2 separate regions of the Homo sapiens genome follow, and region 2 is linked to region 1. Evidence: chromatin loops called from intact Hi-C (ENCODE). Cell type or tissue: chondrocyte. All regions are shown on one strand. Each heading gives the region's core, and the rest is flanking DNA. Links, peaks and the distances in the headings are about the cores only.

Region 1 (2,915 bases), core at 279-2,778:
TTTTTAGATGACATGGCATTCTCTCCATCACCTACCCCAATGTAGCGCTGATGCCCTCCAGTCATTGGGAAGGCAGTGTTGGGATGGCCCAAGCACACCAGGGCTGCCTCTAGAAGCCACATTTCTTGGACTTGAGATTTGAACCTTGTCAGGAACAAAGCAATTAACTGAGTTCCCCGTAAGTTGGCCGGACAAGTGAAGTGAGCTGGAAAATTGAGGTAATTTTCTGGACCAGTCAGACTAGAAACAAAAAATAAATGTAAAAGCAACCCAGCTTCAACTTTCTGGATCTTTCAGTAAAATAATTTCAGCCCAAATGATCTGGAGAATTGCCTCCATTTTATGTTGTATTGTGGACACAGTCTTAGGGAATCCATTTGCCCCCCCAAACCGGACATCTCTACCTTGAATGCACTTTTATAAGAAGTGCTTCCTGGTTTCCCCATTTTTTTTTTCATAATCTATGTAGAGGATAGAATCATTCCTACTTTTTCTTCCCCAAGCAATGCTTGCACATGGTCACAGTTGGAAGCCGTAACAAGCAGGATGGAAGAAATCACATCCTATTCACAGCTAACAGGTGAACCTGCAAATTAATTAACTGGTGGAAATGCTCAAAACAAGTCGTTAAGGAGCCAGGTAATGTTTGTGGATGAGCTGCGTGCAGGTGGGCTGGCCATAGCCATGGCCCAATTCCTCACACGCGTCTGGGCGGTCCAGAGGGCGGGGTAAGGGGCAGGGAAAAGGGCAGTCGGGAACTTTTTTTCCTTGGCAGCCCATCTGCTGAGGTCACAAACAAGCCACACTCCAGCTGCTCTGCCATCTCGGCCTTGTGGGTGGTCTCTCATATACTCGACCAGCCACACAACACAGCCCACCCCCTGCTTATGGCCTCTGCCAGAGTATTTATTAGGAACCGTGCCTTCTTGGAACACTAAATAGCTAGGCTTCATAATTAAAGACTTCATTAGTTACTTGTTGCGAATTTCCATGGCTAATGGGACTCAGGGCTGCATTATTTATGGCATTGGAAGGCTTCCCATCAATCAATCTCAGATCTCCTCTTTTGCCAGGTGCCCACCACACACCCCCTCCCCACAAGTCTGCCAGCAGGATGGGAGGTAGTCAGTGCCATGGTTAACAGGAAAAAAACTCCCAGGGTCTCCACACTGGTCTGCATGAATTCATAGTGAGGCCAAAACTAGGCTGGGAAATGGAGCAAATCTGATGCCCATTTATCATCTTTTAATTGTCTTCTCTTCTTGCTCATCTCATAAGGGGGCATTTCAGCAGATGAGGCTGAACTTGCTCCATGGCCTGTCTTTCAAGATTGTCACTCTAGGGATTATTTTAGAAGCTCTTTGGGGCAGAAGAATGGAGACCTTTAGAGAAAAGGAGCTAAGAAATGCGTTCAGAGCTGCCAAGGAAGCTGGCAGAATACGATCATGAGATCAGTACATTTTTCCTTGAAAGAGTCATTGTGTGGCCTAGTTTGAGAAAAAGCTTTCTTTTCTAATTCCTACTGCATGAGAGAATGCATAATATCAACACAGCTGATATTTGATTACTACCTCATTTCAGGGACTATTCTAAGCTCTTTACCCTCATTCTCTCATTTACTCCTTATGCAGTAGCTCTACACCACAATCTGTTCTCCTCTTCCAAGAGTCGTAGCTGGAACATGGCTGTCCAGCCTGGGACTGCATTCCTCGGTCACCCTGGAAGCCAGGTGAGGACATGTGACCACACTTTCACCAATGGAAGCTGAGCAAGGGCCTGCCAATCTCCAGCCAGAGCTTTTAGAAAGCAGGCTGCCTCTTTGATGTTCCTTCCTCCTTTCCTGTTAGCTGAGCTGGTGGAACATGGAGTGGTCTTAAAACACAAGTTGGGCAGGCTTCGTAGCTTACGCTTGTAGTAATCCCAGCACTTTGGGAGGTCAAGGTGCGCAGAAAATGAGGTGAGGAGTTTGAGACCAGCCTCACCAACACAGTGAAACCCCGTCTCTACTAAAAATACAAAAATTAGCTGGGTGTGGTGGCAGGCGCCTGTAATCCCAGCTACTCGGGAGGCTGAGGCAGAATTGCTTGAACCTGGGAGGCGGAGGTTGCAGTGAGCAGAGATCACGCCACTGTATTCCAGCCTAGGCAACAGAGCTAGACTCCATCTCAAAAACAAACAAACAAACGAACAAACAAAAAACACAAGTTGTTTATCAGAGTTGGTGTCCAAGCCACTCACCATTCCAGAGCATCCATCCTGGGTGGTTTTGTGACAGAAATAAACTGCTTGCTCCTTAGCTTGCTACATGTTAGGGCTCTTTATTAGAAAGCTTATCTTACTACCCTAGCATACTTTGCAACAACCCTCCAATGTAAGTTTATTTATTTTAATATTTTTTAGAGACAGGGTCTTTCTCTCTCATCCAGGCTGAAGTGTTGTCACACCATCATAGCTCACTGTAGCCTCAAACTCCTGGGCTTAAGCCACCCTCCCGCCTCAGCCTCCTGAAGCACTGGGATTGCAAGCGTGAGCCATTAAGCCTGGCCTTTAAATGAAACAAACAAACAAAAAACAACCCATTTTACTGCATTTACAAAACTGCAACTCAGAGAAATAAGGTACTTGGTTTAAATTCATCAGTTACAGTGAGCAGCACTGGGGTTCAAATCTAGGTTTCTGAAACAATCTATGATGATAGGGGGCAGAGTGGTGGTTCCCCGGGGGAGAGTGGATTGACTGGCAGGGTGCACAAGGGAACTTTTTTTGTTTTTTTAAGAGCAAGGTGCTTGGATTAGTAATTATGTTTAACATTTAGACAACATTTTATCATTAAACAAGGCACTTGCATGCAGATAACTCATTTAAGCCTCACAAGCACTCTGAGGAATAGGTATTATTCTTGTACAGATGAGATT
Region 2 (2,915 bases), core at 262-2,761, 160 kb after region 1:
TGATCACTCCTGACCCTGTTCTTCCCTCGCCTTCTCTCAACGTGGTGGAAAAGTGTTTCCAGGACTTTGGTTCAGAGTGAGGACTGGAGGCCCAGCCACACTGGAGTGAGTCATGAGATCTTTCCTGGGGAGTCTTGAATTACCACATACAAAACTCTCAGTAACTGTCGGAACTCAGCTGGTTGCTGGTTTTGCTTGCATGCTTTAGCTGCGTTAAAGCACTCGGTAGTTTATTTTTCATATTTTATTTGGGTTAATTCCTAAAAATCACAAAGGCAGCGCCTTCATGCTAGGACAGTATCTATTATATTTTTTAAAATTTTGTTAAGTATTCAGGAAGGCTTTGCGTGGACTGCTCCTGTTAGAAGACAACCACAAAGCGGGGGAGGCCACGGGTAGAGCGGTTGCACAGATGGCAAGTGTAAGCAAATAGCGGCCAAGTCCATTGTGAAGTTTCACTTGCAGCTGTGTGGAAAATACCTATGCTGGTGACTCAATGTCTTTGGATTTCTAGCTTTAAATTACAGCAGAGAAGACTCATTTTCAAGTGCTGAGCATATAGGGAGACTGGCAAATGTGGGCCAGTTTTGAGCCCATCAGTTACCATACACTGCACTACAGAAGGATAATTAAAAGCAGGGGGAAGGGGGAAGTCTTGTGGTAATCAGGGCATCAAGCATGGTACCTGGACAGCTGGCATGGCAACCAACCTGACAGCAATACTGTGTCTATTTCCAATAATAGAAATTTAGCTCCCTTCCAGTGTAGCTGTATGCTGGGGTCTTGATTTTCTTTTCTGGAATGAGGTGTGCGCAGATGCAACGTTATTGCTCACCTGGCCCATCAGAGTCACGTATAAATGGTCAGGCCAGTGACTGTATCATACTTGTGCCTCTCACAGTTTTGTCTGGGAACTCTACCTTGTGTTGTAAAAGACCTTGTGTCCTCTGACCCCCCTCCCCCGACTTCCACTCTCCTCTTGGTCTGCCGCTGGGACTGTATTTTGTCGCTTATCTAACACAAAATAAACAGAACAATCTGGAGCTAATTTAAGTGGTTTACCATATCAGGATACAGCTGGGAAAGATTTTAAGAAAAGGCTCAACAGGAACAATAGCGCTGTGAAGTGGAGCAGCAGCGGAGAGCACAGGAAGGCAGTTTCAGGCAGCCTGGCAGACAGCTGTCAGCCACTCCAATAACAATTCCTGCAGCCAATGAAAACGGGCAGGCTCTGTGCGGGCAGCCTGGCCGGAACACCAACAATGAAAACAAGGGATTAGAGAGCATTCTCAGTTAATGGCTTGAGTGTCAGGGCCACCAGTCTCCCGGGAGCCAGTGCTCCCAACCAGCAAGGACTGGAGAGGAACTGCAGATGAAACAACACTTCATTTCTCTACAACACTGGCCAAGACTTTTTTTTTTTTTTTTGACATGCATGCATCCACGCTGGCTTTATCCTGACTTATGAATCCAGCAAGGCCCACAGAGGAACATCTGGTTTTGACATTAATTTCTTCTACTCTGCAGGATGGTTGGGTTTTTAACTCATTGGGGGCCTTTGGCTAGACCTTGAATTTCCTGGTGCAACTTGACAGAGGTGAGAGGGCTTGAGGGAGTTAAATAAAACTATGTGCTGCCCTTGAAAGGACTTGCAAATGCTTTATATATTAAACAAAGAAACTCCACTTGGATCAAGCTCTTGACAAAGATCCAACCAATTAGGTAAACGGTATAGTCTCGAAAGGCAGTGACATTTCATGCAAGGAATACTGAATTGGAAGCATGGAGACTTGGACTCTTGGTCTACTTCTGTCACTGCAAAAGGTTTCTGGGTCAAAGTTTCCTCACTTAGGACCATGTGCCCTTATCCTCTTCTTCATCATTTCATTTATGATATTAGCTTATGCTCACACATTTTTTTTTCCAGAGAGTACTTGACTTAGTAAAAATTTCCCTCTAACAACAGCAACTTTTGGGTTTATTATAAAGTAATTCCACATGTTTAAGAATAACTTTAAAAAATAATCTGTGTCTGTGTTCTTAAGTTGTAGGGAAAAGAGAGAGAGATCAGACCATTACTGTCTCTATGTAGAAAGGGAAAGACATAAGAAACTCCATTTTGATCTGTACCCTGAACAATTGCTTTGCCCTGAGATGCTGTTAATCTGTAACTTTGCCCCAACCTTGAGCTCACAGAAACATGTGTTGTATGGAATCAAGGTTTAAGGGATCTAGGGCTGTGTGGGATGTGCCTTGTTAACAAAATGTTTACAGGCAGTATGTTTGGTAAAAGTCATCGCCATTCTCCATTCTCGATAAACCAGGGGCACAATGCACTGCAGAAAGCCACAGGGACCTCTGCCCAGGAAAACTGGGTATTATCCAAGGTTTCTCCCCATGTGATAGTCTGAAATATGGCCTTGTGGGATGGGAAAGACCTGACCATCCCCCCAGCCCGAGACCCGTGAAGGGTCTGTGCTGAGGAGGATTAGCAAAAGAGGAAGGCCTCTTGCAGTTGAGATAGAGGAAGGCCACTGTCTCCTGCCTGCCCCTGGGAACTGAATGTCTCGGTATAAAACCCGATTGTACATTTGTTCAATTCTGAGATAGGAGAAAAGCCGCCCTGTGGCGGGAGGCGAGACATGTTGGCAGCAATGCTGCTCTGCTACTCTTTACTCCACTGAGATGTTTGGGTGGAGAGAAGCATAAATGTGGCCTACATGCACATCCAGGCATAGTACCTTCCCTTGAACTTATTTGTGACACAGATTCCTTTGCTCACATGTTTTCTTGCTGACCTTCTCCCCACTATCACCCTGTTCTCCTGCCGCATTCCTCTTGCTGAGATAGTGAAAATAGTAATCAATAAATACTGAGGAAACCCGGGGACCGGTGCCGGTGCAGGTCCTCTGTAT

Evidence for each region. A loop is a pair of places that touch in the nucleus more often than their neighbours do. Peaks named below come from ENCODE experiments on the same cell type or tissue, not always from the same donor. Only the 100,000 strongest peaks of a DNase experiment are listed, where the experiment ranks them.
Region 2: it touches region 1 in a loop (2.1-fold over the local background); 1 of 110 quality-filtered maps calls a loop at or near these places.

The regions. Positions count from the first base shown.
Region 1 is chr5:78,746,403-78,749,317 of GRCh38, forward strand. The region is part of intron 3 of LOC124900191 (a long non-coding RNA gene); the gene reads right to left. Among named protein-coding and RNA genes, the nearest start is that of LHFPL2, 99 kb to the left of the region's middle. In chondrocyte, for the core only: no CTCF peak of the experiment used is centred there; a DNase peak (open chromatin) is centred at 1,745.
Region 2 is chr5:78,907,320-78,910,234 of GRCh38, forward strand. The region is part of intron 4 of ARSB (arylsulfatase B); the gene reads right to left. Among named protein-coding and RNA genes, the nearest start is that of ARSB, 77 kb to the right of the region's middle. In chondrocyte, for the core only: a CTCF peak has its summit at 1,244; no DNase peak of the experiment used is centred there.